2 separate regions of the Homo sapiens genome follow, and region 1 is linked to region 2. A link is a contact called in ENCODE Hi-C or POLR2A ChIA-PET data. All regions are on one chromosome and are shown on one strand. Each heading gives the region's core, a stretch centred on a gene start or an enhancer-like site at or near the end of the contact. The rest is flanking DNA. Distances are from core to core; before and after follow the strand shown. Region 1 overlaps MAML3 (mastermind like transcriptional coactivator 3). Region 2 overlaps MAML3 (mastermind like transcriptional coactivator 3).

Region 1 (5,833 bases), core at 1,959-4,458, 220 kb after region 2:
CAAGATCACGCCATTGCACGCCAGTCTGGGCAACAAGAGCGAGACTCCATCTCAAAATAAATAAATAAATAAATAAATAAATAAATAAATAATAAAAACTACCACTCTACACTAAAAAGTCAAACGTGGAAATATACAAAACAAAAGTCTATGTGGAAAAACCCAACAATTTACAAAGGTAAATTAGATTTACAGGAAGCAAACACACTCCTGAGCACTTTTGCTTTATCCAAATACTTCATTTCACTGTTAAGAACAGTTGATGGGCCTTTAGGGAAAATATTTCAGCTTTCAAATAACTGCTTTGAAAAGGACTAAAAACTATATTTAACTGCCTCTTGGGCAATTAGACCATGGCCATTGCCACATCTGCTATTTTCTCATCAGGAAACTGCTTCCAAGACATTTAACATTCATAGGTGTATTAGCTCATTATTAATACTCTGGAAATTCTCCATGACACTATTAACTACAGTGCAGAATTTGATGTAAGGAGGCTCCATCTTGGTTTCAATTCATGTAAGAGGATTATGAACCGAATTCCCTAAAGGATGACACTAGAAATGGTCTCAAACATGGACTGAATTATAGCAAAGCTCCAAAGTGTAATCTATTTCTAAAAACTTGTCTTCAATCATCTCAACCCTTTTCTCATACTTTATCTCTATCTCTTCATATTATCCATCAGTAATTGTTAAAATAGCAAACACTTACATGACACTATGTATGGACACGTATATTAATACAATTAAACCTCACAAGATCCCTGTAAGGTAGAAACTATCATCCCCATTGTACGTGTGAGAAAACCGAGGCACAGGTAAGAGAGGTAATACACTAGTAGTGCCAGAGTTGGGATGTGAACACAGGCAGTCTCACTCCAGGGGTAAGCTCTTCCCTATGGCCATGCAGCCTCTACGCCTTATTGACATGCTTCTAAAATACAAAAGTGGTAGTAGAAATTTTTTTTTTCTTTTTTTGTTTTTTGAGACAGAGTCTTGCTCTGTTGCCAGGCTGGAGTGCAGTGGCGCGATCTCGGCTCACTGCAACCTCCGCCTCCTGGGTTCAAGAAATTCCCCTGCCTCAGCCTCCCTAGTAGCTGGGACTACAGGCACGCGGCACGACACCCAGCTAATTTTTTTGTATTTTCCTAGAGATGGGGTTTCACCATGTTGTCCAGGATGGTCTTGGTATCTTGACCTCGTGATCCGCCTGCCTTGGCCTCCCAAAGTGCTGGGATTACAGGCGTGAGCCACCACACCCGGCCAGTAGTAGAAATTAATTAGTCTCAGACTCTTATCATAAGATAGAAGCGGTATCAGGAATTGAACTCCCACTCTTTCAGTGCTCTGTGATAGCCCATGTACTATTCTTCTGACACCAAGATAAAAAAGACTATTTCCAATGAATGCCCATTAGATCAGAGATTATGCCACGTACAATCTGTCACAAAAAACCAGGAAGCATGTCACTGAAACAGTCTGGCTTGTAACATAACTTTTATTCTAAAGAAATACCCATCATTTGATACTATGGAAATCTGAATATTATGTTGTACTTTTAATTTACAAACACAAATTTAATTGACATGAAATTTATCAAGATATGAAACCTAAAAATATCAATGTTGTCTTAAATTCCTTTTGACAAGATTGTTAACTGCTTGACATTTTCATGCCTTTACTTTCCTTGAATTCCTCATGTGATGGTTCATTTTAGTTGTTAACTTGACTGGGCTATGATGTCCAGTTGTTTGGTCAAATACCAATATAGATGTTGCTAGGAAGGCTAGTTTTAGATGTGATTAACGTTGAAATTAGTAGACTCTGGGTAAAGCAGATTACTCTCTATAATGTAGGTGGGCCTCATCCAGTGAGTTGAACACCTGAAGAGCAAAGACAGGTTTCCCAAAGAAGCAGCATTCTGCCTTCGGACTGCAACACAGAAAACCTGCCTATGCTTCCAGCCTGCAGATTTTGGACTCAAGACTGCAATATTAACGATTTTTTTTTGGAGACAGTCTTGATCTGTTGCCCAGGCTGGAGTGCAGTGGTGTGATCTCAGCTCACTGCAACCTCCGCCTCCCAGGTTCAAGCAATTCTCCTGCCTCAGCTTCCTGAGTAGCTGGGATTACAGATGCACACCACCATGCCCGGCTAATTTTTTGTATTTTTAGTAGAGACGGGGTTTCACCATGCTGGCCAGGCTGGTCTCAAACTCCTGACCTCGTGATCTGCCTGCCTTGGTCTCCCAAAGTGCTGGGATTACAGGCATGAGCCACCATGCCTGGCCAATATTAACTCTTAACTTGAATTTCTAGCCTGGTAGTCTGGTCTACAGATTTTGGACTTGCCAGCCCCCACAGTCAAATAAGCCAGTTCTTTAAAATGAATTCTCTCTTTATCCTCTATTTGTTCTGTCTCTAGAGGACTCTGATTAATACAACCAGCACCTCCCTCCTATCACCTTTTTCACAGGAGACCCTCAGTAGAGAGTCCTGTAGATCAAGCCTCCATCCTGATTGCCCATTGTAGTTCTTATAAGAAAAGATAAAGTTGGCCACTTTCCATTACAGCACACAAACTAGCAACCTTTCTGGAACTGGGTAACACATTCTCCCGGGTTTGACTGTGGTAGATTCTAAACCACACGCCTTCTGTGAATAGTTGTGGTTTGACAAGCTACAAAGACATACAGCCTGGTCTGTGTAAGTCCCCAAGTAGGGGCCCCAGAGACTTGCGGCCACCCTGCTAAGAGTCCTCCAGCCAAGCTCTGCCCAAGGGAACAGCACCACCCACACCATCAAAGCTTTGCCTGCAGCTCTGGGCCAGCCTGAAGGGCTTGAAGAGGCCATCGGGTTACTAAATGGCATTTTGGTCACCTTTTCTTTCCTCCCAAGATCGTGAAGAACAACCTCATTGCCCTAATGACTCCCAACTTCTGTCTGCACGTGGGTTTGATTGTTACAATCACATTTTGCTTACTGCCAATCTCCCATTTCAGCTGTTCAAATTCTAGGAAACCAATATTTATTTCCTTAACAAAAGATCTCAACAAGCCAAGCCTCCTTCTCTCTCTCCCTCCCTCTTTCTTTCTCCCCATCCTACCCAAACCACAAAGCCCTGTTCTTTGTAAAGGGCCTGTGCTGGGAGCTAGAAATGTGTCACACCAAGAACATCCACCATTGCCCAAAGCTGTTTTCCTTGTGGCTTCTTCAGTAGCAGCCACGCTGCCTTCAGTGTTGACAGTCAGCAATTTTGAATGTGCTGACATGGAGAACAGTGACCACAGAGTCAATGCACACCAGCAAGGAAGAGAAAACAAATGCGGAAATGGAAAGGTGATGCTGGGCCTCTGTCTTTCCCTGCTTCTGGAGGCCCACCAGTGAGGTCACAGGTTGGCCTGTGGAGGCCTGGAGGGCAGGGAGCACAGGCAGCCTCACCTCTTTCTGCTGTTTCCCTGCCATCACAACTTGGTCCCCGCATTTCTATTTTGGGGGCTGACGCATGCAGAGCTGTGGAGGAGGGAGCCATTCCCTCTACCACCTTAGGTCCCTCTCCTTGCAGCTGGCTCCTACCAAGAGGAGAGAGGAAAGGGTCAGCTGTGGCTTCTCGGCAGCTCTGTGAACTGCTCTCTCCAACACTGAACTCAACAAATGTTCTTTACATTGCTAATTTGTTTTTGTTCTTTTTTTTTTTTTGTCTCCAGTAGCAGGAAAGTTTGGTAAGCAAAAAAAGATCCCAGAAAATTTCTGGGTAGCAAGTCTAGTATTAAGGGGGGCCAAGGGGTGAAGAAGGATGGAGCCATTAAATTAAAGCTTACGAAGGGCTATTAGGCTGCGTGCAGTGGCTCACACCTGTAATCCTAACACTTTGGGAGGCTGAAGCGGGCAGATCACTTGAGGTCAGGAGTTTGAGACCAGCCTGGCCGCCATGGTGAAACCCTGTCTCTACTAAAAATACAAAAAATTAGCCGTGTGTAGCGGCGGGTGCCTGTGATCCCAGCTACTTCAGAGGCTGAGGCAGGAGAATCGCTTGAACCCAGGAGGCAGAGGCTGCAGTGAGCCGAGATCGTGCCATTGCACTCCAGCCTAAGGGACAAAAGCGAAACTCCATCTCAAAAGACAAACAAACAAAAAGAAGGGCCATTATAATATCACTATAATGCTTTATAGGCAGACTGTGAGTTGGGGATTCTGGAATCCCTCTTTTCTTGGCTCTATCTGGGTTAGATAATAGGGAAGTTATTTAGTTCGAGGTGGTTCAATGTATGAAGTGATCAGGTAGGCAGGGGGTCTCTCTGTCCAGAGATATGCAGTGGGGCAGTTCTGGGACCTGGGGTTACACATGAGCAGGGACAAAAGCTGAACTTAATGTTTGGCCTCCTGCGTAAAATAGTGCTTCTCAAACTCTGCAGTTTATAGACCACACCTGGGGTGTAAAAATCCCTACCAACCTCGGACTGTCCTCACATGTGCCAAGAGGAAAACAAAATCCCATCCACTGCAGTTAAAAAAAAACAAAACCAAGTACATTTGGGGGGAATAAAAATTGCAGCAGAAATGGCTAGTGGCCCACCAAAGATGTCTGCACCCTTTCAGCTGTGTAAATTTGATGCTGGTGAGTGGCTGCCCAGCCAAGGACTGCATTTCCCACCTCCTCTTGCTCTAGAAGGGGATATATGACTTAGTTCTTGACAAAAGACTGTGGACAGAAATGATGTGTGCCATTTCTAGGCTTGGCCCATAAAAACCTGGCTTGGCACATTAAAGTCAGGACTCCCCCAAATCCCCTAGGCTATCTCTTTTCTCACCAACCAGCTGGAAGCAAAAGATTCCAAGATCCGTGGAGGAGCTACAAGGTGGAAGGAGCTCGCTGCCTGTCCAAAAAATGCCTGGATTTGGACTGTTGGATGACAGAGAAAAAAACTCATATTTGAGGTCACTGGGGATTTCAGGGTTTCTCTATCACAAAAGTTATTTTAACTGCACAAAATCACTAAGTGATGTCAGAGGGAAATTATTAATTAGGCACAATGACATAGATGTTAAACGTGGTATGCTATTATTTGGGTTTTTAAAAAAGAATGTGCCTACATATACACTTCTATATGCTTGAGACGTCTCTGGAAGAAAACGCTAGAAAATAGTAACAGTGGGTGCCTTTGGGGAAGGAAACTAGGAGACAGGAAGAAAGGGGTAGAAAAGAGATTTATCTCTCACCGTATTTTGTTTTTAGCCTTTTGAATTTGTATCGTAGGCATATGTTAACCGCTCAAAAGTTACATTTAATGAAACAACTTTGTGCGGTGGCTCATGCCTATAATCCTAACAATTTGAGAGGCTGAGGCGGGTGGATCACTTGAGGTCAGGAGTTTCAGACCAGACTGGCCAACATGGTGAAACTCCATCTCTACTAAAAATACAAAAATTAGCACGGCATGGTGGCAGGTGCCTGTAATCCCAGCTACTCAGGAGGCTGAGGCAGGAGAATTGCTGAACCTGGGAGGCTACAGTGAGCTGAGATGGCGCCAATGTACTCCAGCCTGGGTGATAGAGCGAGACTCCGTCTCATAAAAAAGAAAACAAAACACAAGTTCTAAAAGAATCCAGTTTTTAGATCAGCAGGAGAATGCTTATGCACACTACTACTAGTCCCCAGGGCCTTTTTCGAAACCAGTGGTACAAAGTGTTGACATTTAAAAATACATAAAAGTGTACTTTCTTTGAAAACTCAAGGGAGGGGTAGCAGTAGCTGCTATTCCTATACTGCATCTGAATTCTTGGGGTTAACTTTCTCATGCTCTTAGAGACTCTCCTTTCATTCCAACGGCG
Region 2 (5,746 bases), core at 3,079-5,578:
AATTCCTCTTCCTGTCAATTTCCTCTAAGAAACAGAGTTCTCTGAATTATTATTTTTTTCTTCAAGCTAGAAATATTACGGCTTATGGAGCATGTGAGACAGTCCCCGCCATGTGCTGATTACACAGACCCCTGTACCAGAAATCAGAAGGAAAGGAGTCAGACTTGAATCAAAGAAATGTCTCTGGCACACAGGCCTTCAAATTGATGGCTGGAGCCTGTCTTTTAAGAACAAATTAATTCATTATAGGAAAAACCCTAACTAATTGAAAGGTCTAAATTCTTCAGGTTCTCTTGTGATCCTGGGAAATGCTAGACCGTGAGCATCTTGATGGAGGATGTGAACTGCCACTTCCTCACAGGCAGCAGGCAGGTGCTGAATAAGTGCTTGCTGAATGAATGAATGAATCACGCCAAGGGGCATGTTACCTGTTCCGCCAAAATCTGCTGCTGCTGCTGCTGCTGCTGCTGCCTTTGCTCCCGCAGGAACTGTTGCTTCTGCTGCTCTATCAACTGGGCCCGCTGATCAATGAGCATCTGCTTCATGATGGCTGCTTGGGGCTGGCTGCCCAGGAAGCCGGGGCCTGCGGGACTGGCTCCTGAGACCATGCCACCTGAGCCTGGGGGCACGGAGGACTGCATGGGGCCTGTGGTTCGGGGAAGTCCAACTGGATGCTGCTCCTGGGAAGACAAGAGAGAGGGAGATGCAGGGATTCCCCATAGAGACTCACTGCTGTTTGAAGGGAAGCCCCTGGAAAAAGGGAACGGGGCAGAAGTCCCAGCTTATGGACTGGAGGGTTTTTGAGTGGCACGCATTGCATTTCCATAAACGTAGCTTCAAACCCGACCTTACCTGAGTAGAATGAGAGAGGCCACAAGGGACAGTAAGAGAGCATGGCTCTGGGAAGTCCAAGGCCAAGTCCAGTCTGTTTCGGATGGGACTGACTATTGCATATAGACTGGATTTTCAACTAACATCCTGTGTTCCTCCAAGGAAAGGGAATAAGCCCTCAGGCTGAGCTCACCTAAAGTCTGGAACACGAGACACATCCTGACCTCACCTGTTAATCCTTATTTCTTACTGTCTACTTGGCCAAAATGGACGTCTTCTTTGCAAGTAGGAGGGACATTTGCAGAAAACTGCAGGAATTTGTTAATCAACAGATCTGATATTTGATGGAATTCTAACGAGTTGCAACATTTGAGAGCTTAGATATATGTCAGAAAGAAAAATCCTCCTGGCCAGAGTTGTTGATGGTGAGAACTGGGAATGTTTTACACCGATCAAAGCTATGTAATCTCCTAATATTTTTAAAAATAGAATTGAGTCGGCCGGGCGCGGTGTCTCACGCCTGTAATCCCAGTACTTTGGGAGGCCCAGTACTTTGGGTGGATCACGAGGTCAGTTCGAGACCAGCTTGGCCAAGATGGTGAAACCCTGTCTCTACTAAAAAAAAAAAAAAAAAAAAAAAAAAAAAAAAATTAGCCAGACATGGTGGTGGGCACCTGTAATCCCAGCTACTCGGGAAGCTAAGGCAGAGAATTGCTTGAACCCGGGAGGCGGAGGTTGCAGTGAGCCGAGGTCGCGCCACTGCTTTCCAGCCTGGGCGACAGAGTGAGACTCTTTCTCAAAAAAAAAGAATTGAGTCTTCTATGTCTGGGATAATTTAAACATGGGGTGTTGGATTGGGTCTCTTGATTCTATAATTATATGTCAGCCAGTCGAATGATGGCAACTTTTAAGGACTGGTCCTTAGGGAAGAGGAGGTCAAGTGGTAAAGACCTAATTCCACACAGCCCAGGTGACTACATGGAGAATGTGCTCAAAGGCGAAGTTTATGCTCTGAGCTGGACAGTGTAGACTATTAGGGGAAAACAGTGAATGGGAAGAAAAGGTGTGTGGCCCAGATTCAATTTCTAGACACTTCCTTTCCTATTTTTTCTACCAAGACTACCTAGCAGTGGCAAGTATGTTCTGAACATTCTGCAGAAATTCCTTCTACCTCACTGAAGTTTCAAGTAATTAATGTGAAATGGAGGAGTTGACACAGATTAAATGGGCACACATATAAGGACATTCACAGTCATTTTGTGAAGCACTATTATGAGACCTAAATAGCAAGAAGCAAATGTGAATAACTCTGTCATTTAAAAATTTTTAAATCCAAATTGGATTTTAACATTTTTCTTCTTTTTACTTTATTGCCTTTCCAATGCAGATACCGTTAAACATATTGGCAGTTTTTTCTCAAAGCAAATAGGTGAAGTTTCTCTCTGTCTCTCCTAGAGAGACCGTCCTGGATTTGATTCCCTATGGCTTGGGCTTGTGTTCCTCCCTTCCTTCTGTGGTGTGCTGTAGAACCATGCAGGCTTCCCTCTCCACTATGACTGACTTCAACTGCATCTTCAGTTGCTCTTCTTCCCTCCAAACAAAACAAAACAGCAAAGCAAACAAAAGCCAAACCAAACCAAAACGCTACTCCTCTTACCCTAGAAACAATCACCCAAGAAGCTCTGGTTTGTTCGTGCAGTAGCTTAGGTCACACAATCAATGAATGGAAGACACAGAACTAGCAGAACTAGAACGCTATTTTTTTTTTTTTTGTAACAGATAGCTTGTCTTTACTTTTTTAAAAAATGTAACTTAAAATTAAAAAAAAAATTTCCATAAGTTATCGGGGTACAGGTGGTATTTGGTTACATGAGTAAGCAGAACGCTGATTTTGATTCTCAATTCAGTATTCCTACTAGCTCAGGCCTCTCCCAGGCAGTGTCTTCATGGTGTTAAGTGTGCACCTAAGAACAGCCTGTAGACCTATATACTGTGTCTCTCATAAGTGTACTGCGTTCTATTTTTTATGTGTAAATGCTGTAGCTGAAATTAATAAAATGTTTTGCCTTTGTGTATTTTCTCTATAAATACACAAAGACAGCTAGGAAATATTTTTGATGTTAATAAAAAGATCTTACACTAAAAAATGCCAGGAACCTTTGTGCTACCAAAAAGTTTACTTCAGGACTAACCCTTGCAGGGGCCTAGATATTTCAGGGTCTTCCCTTTTCCCCCAAATATTTGCTACCTGTTTTCCAAGCCCTTCCTTCCAGTGAAATAAAGCTGTTTCTTGGCACCTTTAGGGACAAATGGCTGATTGGCTTTACACTTTAACAAATGAATTCACACTGACATATAAACAGCCAATCAGCAAAAATGCAGATATGTAGTTTGTTTTTTCTGTCTCAGTATATTTGATACTTTCCAGTTTTGATAAGGAGGAGAGAGTTGGAAAGAAAATGAGGCCCAAGGGAAGATAAAGTTTTCTTCAGCTTGATTTTTTGAGAGGGTTGGTCTGGGATGGCCCTGTTTATCTTTGTGCACTTTGAGATATGCTTGTCCTGTGTGACCAGCCCGCACAGCTGGGGAAGTGGTAAGGAGTGAAGAAGTGTTGCTTTCCCAGCCTCCTCTCCACTGGGAAAAGAAAGAGAGAGGCAAATGGGGTGACGACGATACATCAAACCACTTTTTGCCCGTGTCTTCCTGGGCCAAGAAGAAATACTTCAAAAGCACAGTGTGAAAAAAAAAAAAAAAAAACCCTCCCAAAGGGATAGGATTATGTATTTCCCCAAATAATTCCCTCCCAGAGGTTTTGCCTTCAGGCTTCTCACTGAAGACCTACAGGCAGGAAGGGCTGTATGTATTATTTTATGATTATTTTTTAGAGACAGGGTTTCACTCCGTTGCCCAGGCTGGGGTGCAGTGGTATGATCATAGCTCACTGCAACCTCCAACTCCTGGGCTCAAGCAATCTTCCTGCCTCAGCCTCCTGGGTAGGTGGGGGACTACAGGTTTAAGCCACCATGCCCTGCTAATTTTTAAATTCTTTGTATAGATGGGTTGTTGCCCATCTGTGTTGCCCAAGCTGGTCTTGAACTCCTGGCCTCAAACAATCCTCCTGCCTTGGCCTCCCAAAATGTTGGGATTACAAGCATGAGCCACTGCTCCCAGCCACTATGTGCATTCTTAAAGGACTGCCTTCCATACGAAACATCTTTAGTTCGCAACAAAGCTCTGCGGCATTCAACAGTGGATGAGAGACACCTACAGCCCCCGACTCTGAGGTGTATTCCAAAGTGTGAAAATGTACTCAGTGACTTGACTTACACATTAAGCTGGCCGAGGCCACTAACATAATACATGGCTTCTTTTAACCTCCAGTCTCAGAGGGCTTAATGAGAAATAGTCTGTCAAATTTCAGGATTTCAAGCCACTGCTCTTGTTTCTAAGAAGGACACACACTGTGTTGTGCAATTAGAGAAAACCAGGCTGAGCTTTCGTCATGCGAGATGTAATGCCTTGAAGCCAAATGATGCAGTATTTTTAGTTGTAATTACTGGCTTGTTCTCCAATCCACTCCTTGCCCAACGACCTCCCTTGCTTCTCCCAAGAATCTTAATACAGTTTCTTCCCCTCAAAAATCCAACTGTGGCTACATAGATCTTCACTACTCGCCCAACCCTCTGACTCTTCAGTAAAATAAAGGGAGGAGAAAGAAATCAAAACCAACGAACCTATTTTACATATCTTCCCCTCCAGGGAAAAGATCTTAGCAATTTTCTAAAGGCTAGAGTGAGGTAGGAGGTGTCAAAAGCACCCTTACCTCCCCCAAACAGGCAGTTTTCGACTTCAAAAAACAGTTGTGGTAAAAATATCTCCCAAGAACAGCCAGCTGTTTATTTATAAATCTGTGCGTAGGGAAGCTTTATTTTTCTGAAGTGTTTTCAAGAACATGCATAGTGTTTGGGTGAGAGGGGCCAGCCTTGCTGGCGGCGAACCAAAGAGCAGGGAATCACAAAAGACGGCCGGCGGCGAGCAGGCTGGGGTGACGGGGACCCCGTGGATAACGGGCTTGAGGACGCCCAGGGCTTCAGCCTTTTCCAGGCGTCCCTCGCCGGGGCAACGCAGAGCAGCTGCCGTTCTTCCCGCGCCCCAGCAGATGGTGGTGTCAGCCCGGCCTCGTGCCCGGCCGCCGCTGCGCCCGCGCCCCCTCCCCTCGCAGATGGCTTAATCAGGGCTCCCGCCCGCCCCTCCGCGGCCCCCGCCCCGCGCGTCTGGGCGAGCGCTGCGAACGTGGAGCCAGGCAGTCAAGTGTTACTGCGTACAGCAGGTAGCCTGGCAACTGAGAGCACAATACCGAGCAGATGGTGTTCGCACGGCGTGATGGACATCACACACGACAGCCTGAGACAATCCAGGAATTCCCTGGTGACTCGAGGCCCTCTTTGCACAAAATGAGTTCTCTCTCCATTGCCGTGTATCTCTGGGGTTATCTGCCCCCCTCCTCCGACTGACACTGAACTGGTTTCTCATTACCGACTTTTCTTCCAGCCGGAGGGGAGGAAGAATTCAAGTGGGGGAGGGCGCGGGAAGGGGACGTGGAGGGAAACGGAAGGGCTGGGAGTGGGGTAGGGGGGCAGTGGCGACCTCCGGGGGGGGAGGGTGGCGGACACCAGACCCCAGGGCCGACAGCCCGGGAGGGACCGGGTTCCAGGACCCCAGCTGCACAAAGCCGGCCCGGGGAGGGGGCGATAAGGAGCGAGCCTCGGGTCGGCCCGGCACCGCTGCTTCGGCTCAGAGTCCTTGCAATCGCTTGGCCTACGAACAACCTAAATGAAATTTAGGGTTTTATTGAAAAAGTCCCCTGGGGCCTAATTTAGCCTCTCGACTCCAGCCTATATGCTTACAAGTCCTC

Evidence for each region. A loop is a pair of places that touch in the nucleus more often than their neighbours do. ChIA-PET counts read pairs that join two places held with the same protein, here RNA polymerase II (POLR2A). Pooled maps may share reads with other maps.
Region 1: a pooled map shows a loop between it and region 2 (4-fold over the local background). The contact joins two enhancer-like sites. A Hi-C loop is called at or near these places in 8 of 50 pooled maps. POLR2A ChIA-PET finds 5 or more read pairs at or near these places in 3 of 52 experiments (K562, activated CD4-positive, alpha-beta T cell and activated T-cell).

The regions. Positions count from the first base shown.
Region 1 is chr4:139,948,048-139,953,880 of GRCh38, forward strand. All of the region lies in intron 1 of MAML3 (mastermind like transcriptional coactivator 3), which reads right to left. Among named protein-coding and RNA genes, the nearest start is that of MAML3-AS1, 180 kb to the right of the region's middle. Within about 2 kb of position 3,209, at least 2 of the 41 ENCODE cell types and tissues checked have a DNase peak (open chromatin) inside an H3K27ac peak, as active enhancers do.
Region 2 is chr4:139,729,988-139,735,733 of GRCh38, forward strand. MAML3 (mastermind like transcriptional coactivator 3) reads right to left here. Exons shown (of 5, transcript NM_018717.5): 3 at 429-680. It also overlaps a transcript of MGST2 not described here. Among named protein-coding and RNA genes, the nearest start is that of MGST2, 67 kb to the left of the region's middle. RefSeq lists a silencer at 4,981-5,100. Within about 2 kb of position 4,329, at least 28 of the 41 ENCODE cell types and tissues checked have a DNase peak (open chromatin) inside an H3K27ac peak, as active enhancers do.